Linked DNA regions of Homo sapiens: region 2 is linked to region 1. A link is a loop called in an ENCODE intact Hi-C map of the cell type or tissue named here. Cell type or tissue: B cell. All regions are shown on one strand. Each heading gives the region's core, and the rest is flanking DNA. Links, peaks and the distances in the headings are about the cores only.

Region 1 (5,380 bases), core at 55-5,054:
CCTTTGAGAAAATAATATCACACTTTCTCTCTGAATTCTGTATTCATTGATCTTTGTAAGTTGGGGGCAAAATTAGTTTTTGTTTCCTTGGGCATTGGATATGTATGGTAGTTGATCCCCTCCAAATGGTGTATTTGTTCTCGTATTTGTTGGCAAATCTTTAACTTTTTATTTATCTGAATCCCTTCCAAAACAAGAAACAATTCACTTTAAAAAAAAAAATCAGACTTCTTTTTTTTTTTTTTTTTTGAGACGGTGTCTCACTCTGTCGCCCAAACTGAAAAGCAGTGGCATGATCACAGCTCAGTGCAGCCTTGACCTCAGCCTCCTGAGTAGCTGGGACTACAGGTGCGTGCCACCATGCCTGGCTAATTTTTTTGTATTTTGTATTTGTTTTTAGAGACAGGGTTTTGCCATGTTGCTCGAACTCCTGGGCTCAAGGGATATGCCCGCCTTGGCCTCCCAAAGTGCTGGGATTACACGTGTGAGTCACTGTGCCCAGCCCAAACTATTTTTTATCTGGTTAAGTTTTCTAGGCACTCCTGGAAGAACAGGGCCAGAAAGAAAGACAGTTTAAATCTGACATGTCTTTGCATATGAAGCCATTGCTTTATTCTTTTTTGAATCAAACCTCCCCAAACAATGTAGTTAGCAAGAGCTACATTTATACATTTCTATAATGAGATAATCACTTCCCCTAAGGGAGAAGCAGCTAAAATCTGGCAATCCAAAGACTTCATTTTCTAGTCAGTCACTCCACACAATACATAGACAGCTCGATCACTTTTCCAAGGGAGATTTTTGAAGCTGATGTGCATCTATTTTCTGTTATCTAATAAATTGAAATCACATTCATTATTCAAAGAGTCGTGACTGTGTGGCCGGGCGCGGTGGCTCATGCCTGCAGTCGCAGCACTTTGGGAGGCCAAGGCAGGCAGACCACTTGAGGTCAGGAGTTTGAGACCAGCCTGGCCAACATGGTGAAACCTCATCTCTACTAAAAATACAAAAATTATCTGGGTGTGGTGGCTGGCGCCTGTAGTCCCAGATACTAGGGAGGCTGAGGCACGAGACTTGCTTGAACCTGGGGGCGGATGTTGCAGTGAGCCAAGATCGTGCCACTGCACTCCAGCCTGGGCAACAGAGAGTGAGACTCTGTCTCAAAAAAAAAAAAAAAAAAAAAAAAAAGCCACTGTGTGAGGGAACCTACAAAAGACCACAAAGCACTTGGCTGTCAAAACTCCACAGCCATTCAGAAGTGTGGATCCAGGGAAGCACTTGGTCCCTTCACTGTTGATTTGTTCACAGAAATGCCAGGCCCTCTGGTCAGAATAGCATTACCAGATCTAAAGCCCAAACAGTGGCATGGGTCTTGGCCTTGGCCCATCTCAGTGAGTGTTAGGATGCTTTAATGGAAATAACTAGGTTAATAACATGTATGTAAATTTTATTTACCATTGAGCCCTTAAAAGATACCAGTGAGGTGTTATTGATCCAGTTGAAATGAAGCAGCTATAAAATGATATGTATAGTATGAATAAATCTTTTAGTAAAGTGTTTGTGTACAAAAAGAAATACATTAAAATGTTTTATCCAGGTAATAAAAATGTGTTTTTCTCATTTTATACTTTTCCAAAAAAGTTTTTATAGTAAGTATATTTTTACTTTTATAATCATAAAGAAAGAAAGTAGGGTAATTCTATTTTGAAAAAAAAATTAGGTCGTTACTTTTAACTCAATTGCATGTTCAGAATTTTGAAAATATGCAGCCAAGAGCACATATTTGAATCGCTGCTCTGCAGAAAAACTTAATAATCAGCCTTAATGGCTATGAAGCAGGCGGGGCCCAGCCCTAAATTCCAGGTCACAGGGCAGTTTGCCAGGGCAGCCGGCTAACATAGGTGCTTCTGCCCCCCCATGGGCAGCTCTGGAAAGTGCAGGCTCTGGCCTGAGCGTTTCTCCAGGGATAGGACCCTGGAGAGATGAGTGTTTCAGAACCCAGAGACATTTGGAAAAACTGGCCTCACTGCTCAAAACTGTTCTGGAAGATCTTAAAATGGAGCAACTAATCATGTAGCAATCCTTTCATACTCCCTACACTCGTATTCAACATATATAGTTATTTTAATTTGCACACTTCGTTCTAGACACTGATGTATGTGTAGAATGTACAGATCAAATTATAAATTTCTTTTTGTGTCTCCCTGCCATTAAAAAAAACACAAAACTGTGGATACATAGTAGGTATTTCCCTGCCATTTTTATAGTACAAATTATATTGTATTGTACTAATTATATTGTATTGTACTAATTGTATTGTACTTTTATTCTTTTTAATTTTATTTTATTTGAGAGAGAGATTCACTCTGTCACCCAGGCTGGAGCACAGTGGCACGATGACAGCTCACTGCAGCTTCGACCTCCTGGGCTCAAGTGATTCTCCTGCCTGTGCCTCCCGAGTAGCTGGAACCATAGGCATGTGCCACCATGCCCAGCTAATTTTTGTATTTTTAAAATCTCCCTATGTTGCCCAGACTTTTGTTATTCTTTTATTTTTATTTTATTTTATTTTAGATGGAATCTTGCTCTGTCACCTAGGCTGGAATGCAGTAGCGTGATCTCAGCTCACTGCAACCTCTGCCCTCCCCACCCCGGGTTCGAGCAATTGTCCTGTCTCAGCTTCCTGGGTAGCTGGGATTACAGGCGTGCACACCATGCTCAGCTAAGTTTTGTATTTTTAGTAGAGACAGGGTTTTGCCATGTTGGTCAGGCTGGTCTTGAACCCCTGACCTCAGGTGATCTACCTGTCTTGGGCTCCCAAAGTGCTGGGATTATAGGCGTGAGCCACTGTGCCTGGTCACTTTTTTTATTCTTTGACTTGCTTCTTCCTCTATAGATATACCCTGGCAGGGTCAGGACCAGAGTGAGGCAAGCAGAACCCTCTGTGACCCTGAGAATGGCCTCCTAGCACTCTGTGCCCCTTCTCGGTACATGCAGGTCCACCTCATTCTTGTTACTCCTGCATAGTATTTTATGGTAGAAATGGAACACCACTAACCATTTCATTTTCAATTTCTAGTTGTTACTAAAATGCTGTGTTGACACCCTAATAGATGTCTTTTTTTTTTGAGATGGAGTCTCGCTCTGTCGTCCAGGCTGGAGTGTAGTGGCATGATCTCAGCTCACTGCAACCTCCACCTCCCGGGTTCAAGCAATTCTCCTGCCCCAGCCTCCTGAGTAGCTGGGATTACAGGCGCACGCCACACACCTGGCTAATTTTTTATATTTTTGGTAGAGACAGAGTTTCACCATGTTGACCAGGCTGATCTCAAATTCCTGAGCTCAAGTGATCCTCCCGCCTTGGCCTCCTAAAGTGCTGGGATTACAGGCGTGAGCCACTGCACCCAGCCAGATGTCTTTTTATGCATGTAGTAGTTATAATTTTTACTTTAGCATGTATACATTTTATTTTACTTTTTTTAAATGGAGAGTGGGTCTTGCTCCCTCACCAGGCTGGAGTGCAGTGGTGCAATCATGGCTCACTGCAGCCTTGACTTCCCCAGCTCAAGCAATCCTCCCACCTCAGCCTCCGAATAGGTGGGACTACAGGTTTACACCACGACACCTGGCTAATTTTTTAATTTTTTTTACTGAAGATTAGGTCTCAATAAATCGCCCAGGCTGGTCTTGAACTCCTGAGCTCAAGCGATCCTCTCGCCTCAGCCTCCCAAAGTGCTGGGATTACTGGCGTGAGCAGCTGCGCCCAGCTGTATTTAGCATTTTATACCTTGTTTGAGGCCTTCCGTACTTGGAGGTTATAATACTATCTCCCTGTACTTTTTTTCTTTCATTTTGGACCTCAGTCGAGTTAATCTGCTCCTCAGCTCCTCAGCTCACATTCCTCATGGTCAGCATTGGTCTGTGTGAGACATATCTTTGTCTGTTTATTCCCTTTTATCCCATTTCCCATTCCCATCCCCCCAATACACCATACACAACACAGTAATGCATTTGATAGGTTTTATAGCATTTGCATGTTTCCTTATAAAATATGTGGCCGGGCGTGGTGGCTCTCGGGCCAGGCACGGTGGCCGTTGTAATCCCAGCACTTTGGGAGGTAAAGGAGGCCAGATCATGAGGTCAAGAGATCGAGATGATCCTGGCCAACAGGGTGAAACCCCATCTCTACTAAAAATACAAAACTTAGCTGGGTGTGGTGGCGCGTGCCTGTAGTCCCAGCTACTCGGGAGGCTGAGGCGGGAGAATCACTTGAATCCAGGAGGTGAAGGTTGCAGTGAGCCAAGATCATGCCACTGCACTCCAGCCTGGGCGAGAGAGCGAGACTCCATCTCAAAAATATATACATATACATATACATATACATATACATATACATATACATATACATATACATGCATATATATGCATATACATATACATATACATGCATATATATGCATATAAATAAATAAATAAAATTTTTTTTATATATATGTATTTAGGTAAATGATATTGTGCCACAGGCCTTATTCTGACTGTCTTCTCTCAGCACTGTTTTACAGCCCTTCCACATAGCCATGGTACCCTCAGTTTCTTGATTCTAACTGCTACCCTCATCCCTTCCCCCAGCATCGAGCCCCTGGAGCTTTCAACTCCCCTTACCACAAACAACCCTGTAATGAACAACCTCATATATGGTCCTTTGTGAGAATTTCTGAGGACTATTTTCCCAGGATTGCTTACATTTTCTTCTAATACTCCTGCAGTTTGTTTTTTCTTCTATTCATATGCCTGCCCACGTTTGGTTTATCTGAGCACATCTAGCTTATACAATGATTTTGACTCTATTCTTTTTTTTTTTCCCTCTTTCTCTAGTCACACCTGCTGGAACAGGATCTATTAGTTCTTGAAATTTTCCATTGGCAAAATCACTCCTAATTTCCACTTAGACCATGTTTCTTCAACATTCTATTATATTTATTTTTAGTTTATTATTAATTATTTTTTTGAGACAGTGTCTTGCTCTGTCTTCCAGGCTGGAGTGCAGAGGCATGATGGTGGCTTACTGCAGTCTCACCCTCCTAGGCTCAAGCGATCCTCCCACCTCAGCCTCCCAAGTAGCTGGGACTACAGGCCTGCACCACCACACCTGGCTAATTTTTCTATTTTTTTATAGAGATGAGGTTTCGCCATGTTGCCCAGGCTGGTCTTGAACTCCTGGACTCAAGTGATCCATCCGCCTTGGCCTCACAAAGTGCTGGGATTACAGGCGTGAGCCCCCACATCAAGACTACATTCTATTTAAGTTAGTTTTTGTTTCAGTTTTTGGAATCTCAGCTTCAGATTTGTGTTAGTAATAAAACAACTTAGGTTTGGTGCC
Region 2 (5,380 bases), core at 216-5,215, 54 kb before region 1:
CAGCTAATTTTTGTATTTTTAGTAGAGACGGGGTTTCACCATATTGGCCAGGCTGGTCTCAAACTCCTGACCTGGTGATCTGCCCGCCTCGGCCTCCCAAAGTGCTGGGATTACAGGTGTGAGCCACCGTGCCCGGCTGGGTTTTTTTTTTTGTTTTTTTTTTTTAATTTTTGCGGGTATATTGTAGGTGTATATATTTAGTGTTGCAAGAGTTTAAAACGCTGACCAGGTAATTACGGTTGGTGGACTATATCCCATAAAAATAATCTAAAATGTCACCACAAGGAAGTTTTTACAAAAGATGCTCCACAGCACCTGTATATAGAGCCCATTCAGATTATGGTACGGTAAGGAAGAGTAACAGAATGAAATATGAAAGGATGGACAGAGGGAAACTATCTGATGAAACCATTTGGTGAAGTCATGTTAAGTGACAAAATCAGCACCAAAAAATATGTCAGGTGAACTTATAAGCTGTGTTAAAACTGCAAAGGAATATTAGAAGCAATCAGAAGAGAATTCTAAATAGGTGTCATGTTTATTCTGTTAAGTTGATCAAGATGATTTATATAACAGTAACGACGGTGATGATGATGATGACGATGATGATGATGATGATGATGGTGATGATGACAATGATGATGTAAGGGCCACTGAACAGGATTTCCTCATCATAAACATACCAGAGGGCAGGTAGGCCCAGGCCCCTGGCTTGATGAGGAAAGAAGAAGGAATGTAAACCGGGAGAGGAGGGATTGTGACTGGGTGGGGATGGTGCGGGGGAGTGCCTACAGAGCATCCCTTATCTAGAGAGCTTTGAAACACCTCTCACCAAAGAAAGGAAATTACACAAATAAACCCACACCAATTAACCTCCAGCGTCCTGGGTACTAACTATGACTGCTGCATTTGGGCTCTCAATTTCACTAATACCTTATTTCAGCAACTTCTGAGGTGACACCAGGGCTCTTTGTGGGCTAGCCTAGGTACCCAACCACCATTTATAGCATTGTTTCTATGGAAATGTGTTTCAAGCTTCAAAAAACCGAGCTGCTGACAACCCTGGGGCACACACGTGGTCTCTAAATTAGGGAACTGAGAGGAACAGTTATTGCTGGGGCCTGGGCTCGAGAAGGCAGCTTGTTCCTTAGACACTATGGCACTTAATATTCACATGACCAGCAATGATCAGAACCAGGCTCAATGCCACTGTAGGGCGTGAAGATGAGGTTGGGGCATCTAGGAATAAACACGATATTCTAGAAAAGCACAGAGACAGTCACCAGCCCCACCTCCAAACACACACACACACAGCCATCACTTGCCATGGAACACATGAAGCTGGCCTGAGTACCCCTAATGAGCATCCAGGCGTGCCCTGAGCCCATACTCTCCATTTTCTCTCTGACCCTGGCACACCTCCAGCCACAAGGTCCTACTTCAATCTGATCACAGAAGAACAAACTCCAGTCTTTGACAGTTCTGAAATTTGGTTTTAGCAAATATACACTGGAGATAACCAGGGCCCCAGCTGGGTCTGGGCCTCCCTCCACACGCATTCTGTCGGGCAGAGCTTCAGCAGGCTCCAACCTGCGAACTCAAGGTACGCCGGGGGCTCTCCAGCTGCCACCCACCTGGGGACTCTGCACAACACCAAGGAGTCTCCCTGTCCTGCCCTGGTCACATTCCTGGGCTGGTCACAGCAACGGGATGATCATGGACCCTCCAAATAGACACTCCACGTGTTAAGAAAATAAGGCTCTCCACTCAGAAGAAAAGGCTACTACACACGAGGGGAGTGGTGGGTGAGAAGGCCATTCACCAGATGTCCAGAGATTCTGAGATGCCACAGAGATATGAGAAGGTGCTCAGAAGACAGTCAGCTGCTCAGCGCCACACCCAAACCTGCAGCTGCGCGTCCCAGCAGATCTCACGGCAAGACGTGGGGTCAGACGGCCCTGCCTGCTAGGTCAGATGTGAACTGGATGGATGTGGCTAGCATTAAAGAGCAACTAAATTCAACACTTCAATTAATATGTGCAACAATGTAAGTGAGCAAGACGCTACCTCACTAGGGCCCCACCTGGGTTAGAAAAGGCTGCAGGAGGTCAATTAGCAAAGCACACCCTCCCTGCTGCCAGTTGGAACTGCAGAAGAAAGACTCAGCTTCCTCCTGCTGTGGCAGGGGCCTGAAGTAAGAGGCAGCCCAGAGGTGAGTGGGCGGGTGGCTCAAAGCCTCACGTGCTCACTGGGCTGGTTCCATGAAAACGCAGGTGTGAAAATCGTCTGGGGCCCTGAGCCAGCTGGGGGCTGGAGGCAGAGTCCACGCTGTGAACCCGAGTTACTCAGCCAGTCTATGAAGTCAGGCCCATCTGAATCCTCCAGCCCCTGCATGCAGTGCCGGTAGCTGATAAAGACAGAGCTGTTTGGTTTTCCTGGTAGTAACAGATGGGAGTCCCTCCCCCTGGCCTCCTTCCCACCCAAATCCAAAGTCTTTGAAGTTAAGGCCTTGTCTTATAAATAAAAAAAAGATGTTATATAAATTATTAAAGCAATTTCAAACACACACACATGCTCTACCCATAACCTCTTTGCCCAAATCCAGTTATTGGCATTATGCCAATTTTTACTATGGGCAGTGTAATCAGTTTTTATGCACTTATGCAATTCTGTGTTTTACTTTTTTCATCTAAATTCATCAACATTTTCCCAAGAAACAACATTATCTTCATATTAAGATAACAGTGACACAATACTCACTGACTCTAGGTATCATGAATTATACAGCCACATGAAACACTGAGGCTGTTTACAGTTTTGGTTTTGTTTTTTTTTCTTTTCTATTTTAAGCAATGTTGCTATAAATATCTTTGGTGTGCAGGAAGGTATGAGATTAAAAAAATAATAAATAGATATCTTTGTACTTAGAGCTCTTTTCCTTTTTAGAATTAATAAATTCTTTATTCTTAAATTCTCAAGAGCAATACTAATAGATCAAAGGAAATTAACATTTTCTTACAGCTTCAAGTTCTAGTGTGTGTGTGTGTGTGTGTGTGTGTGTGTGTGTGTGTGTATTTTGTTGTTGTTGTTGTTTTCGAGACAGAGTCTCGCTCTGTCGCCCAGGCTGGAGTGCAGTGGTGCCATCTCGGCTCACTGCAACCTCCACCCCCCAGTTCAAGTGATTCTCCTGCCTCAGCCTCCCGAGTAGCTAGGGTTACAGGCGCGCACCACCACACCCAGCTAATTTTGTAATTTTAGTAGAGATGGGGTTTCTCCATGTTGGCCAGGCTGGTCTCAAACTCCTGACCTCAGATGATCCGCCCACCTCGGCCTCCCAAAGTGCTGGGATTACAGATGTAAGCCACCACGCCTGGCTTCTCATACATTTTTAATGTATATTTGTTCTTTGTGAGTTACCCGGATTATCTATTTTCCAAAGTAGTTTTCCTAGCAACACCTGTCAATCCTACCAATCAGGATCTACTCTTATAATGCACTTTTCCCAGCTCCTCAGCGTCCCTGCTATTCGGAATACGTACCCTATGACTGGTGGATGTTGGAGGTAATACAATTGATTTTCCAGGGAGAGATGACGAAGGAGGACAGAGAGGTGTGGGTAGGAAGGTAGAGGCTGGGATGAGTAAGGAGGGGAGAGCAGGCCTTGTGGAGTCAGAAACAAAGACAGATCCCACATTCTGTCCTTTCCAAAATGAGCCCACCCCTCCCTGGACATCAACCCACTCCCTCCACCACTCAGGTTTCTCCAAGCTGATCTTCCAGGGGCCCGGAACAAACACACACATTCATGGGTTCCTAAAGAGGATTCTGGAAATACCATGTGCTTCTAGGTTCTAGAAACATACTCTGCAAACAATATAAGCCCTGTGCTCACCAGTGGTCCCACAGGCCCATGTGCATGCAGGCTCAGCCCTAAGGGTGGCTCAACTTCAAGAAAGAAAAGTCTTTAAAGAAAGAGAGAGGCCAGGCGCAATGGCTCACGCCTGTAATCTCAGCACTTTGGGAGGCTGAGGCGGGTGGATCACTTGAGGTCACGAGTTCGAGACCAGCCTGGCCAATATGGTAAAACCCTGTCTCTACTGAAATACAAAAATGAGCTGGGCATGGTGGTGGGCGCCTGTAGTCCCAGCTACTTAGGAGGCTGAAGCAGGACAATCACTTGAACCTGGGAGGCAGAGGCTGCAGTGAGCTGATATCACACCACTGCACTCCAGCCTAGGTGACAGGGTGAGACTGAATCTCAAAAAAAAAAAAAAAAAGAAAAAAGAAAAGCAAGTCCAACTAATCAGCCATGGCGAGAAAGCCACTCCTCCACAGGTCTCTCTGAGTGGCACGCAGACCTGGGATAATGACAGGAAGCCTCTGAGTGACAACCCTGGGTCCCACTATGAGGCACCATAAAGACACCGCCTGCCAGGCTCCATTCACAGGAATTTTCGAACAGGAAAGGTACCCCTGTAGTCTAATCCCCTCATTTCATAGACAAACGGAGACTGCAATCCCTGCTTTGGGGCTCCCACTGCACCCTGCAATTACTGTCAGGAGGATGCATTCTTCCTCGCAGGAACAGGAAGTGCCACAGCCTGTCCTGACTGCCTCATGACCAGGTGGGACAGGACTTTCATTTTAAAGAGCCCCAGTCTCTGCTACTATGGTCTGCAGACTTGCTTTCCCCAGCTCTGTCTCTGTGTGAAGCCAAAAGACAGTGCTGAGCATGAGAAACGAAAGGATCCTCTAATGGCAGCTGGTATTAATATTTATCCTTCTTCAAGGAGGGCCAGTAGGAAGAGATGCTTCTGCCACCTCTAAACCAGCTCCTCACCACAGACATCTCCTCAGTGTCCCCTCAAAGGCTTCCTCAGGGTGAGTGGGGCCCCGATACAGGTTTTATACCCCCAAATCCCCTTCCTACTCTCACCAGGGTCTTGCTGACAGGCCCAAGCAAATAGCAGAGACACCAAGGTGGCAGCCCCACCAGCAAGCACTAAGGGAGGCTGGGGATGTCATGCAGACAGCCAGCTCACCAAGCACACAGTCCACCAGACATAGGCCAGGTCCTGGGCCTGCCCGATGCTCCCTCACAGCCCCTCAGGTGGCCCTTCTCGTTCCTGTCACAGAGCACCTACTGTGTGCCAGCCACAGATCCAAGGTGGTGGGGAGCCAGGCACTCCTGCAACTGACCCCAGCATCCTGCAGGGGGGAAGTTCAATTGCAGAAATGCCATGGTGGCAACTCAGGAAGGCAGCATGGAGCAGGTGACTCCTGGCTGGCCCTGTGGGCATCTGCCAGGAGGAAAAGGCCAGAGAGGGCATTCCAGATGGAAGAGACAACAATAAGCAAAGGCCAAGAGCATATAACAAGG

What was found. Peaks named below come from ENCODE experiments on the same cell type or tissue, not always from the same donor. Only the 100,000 strongest peaks of a DNase experiment are listed, where the experiment ranks them.
Region 2: a loop joins it to region 1, with 10 times the contacts of the local background. A loop is called at or near these places in 39 of 110 quality-filtered maps.

The regions. Positions count from the first base shown.
Region 1 is chr14:73,823,848-73,829,227 of GRCh38, forward strand. All of the region lies in intron 1 of LINC02274 (long intergenic non-protein coding RNA 2274), which reads right to left. Among named protein-coding and RNA genes, the nearest start is that of LINC02274, 3.6 kb to the right of the region's middle. In B cell, for the core only: CTCF peaks have their summits at 1,932 and 2,132; a DNase peak (open chromatin) is centred at 1,894.
Region 2 is chr14:73,769,762-73,775,141 of GRCh38, forward strand. It overlaps a transcript of MIDEAS not described here. Among named protein-coding and RNA genes, the nearest start is that of MIDEAS, 12 kb to the left of the region's middle. RefSeq lists enhancers at 1,749-1,818, 1,939-1,998, 5,145-5,380. In B cell, for the core only: no CTCF peak of the experiment used is centred there; DNase peaks (open chromatin) are centred at 1,060 and 2,230; H3K4me3 peaks cover 2,290 bases; H3K27ac peaks cover 5,000 bases.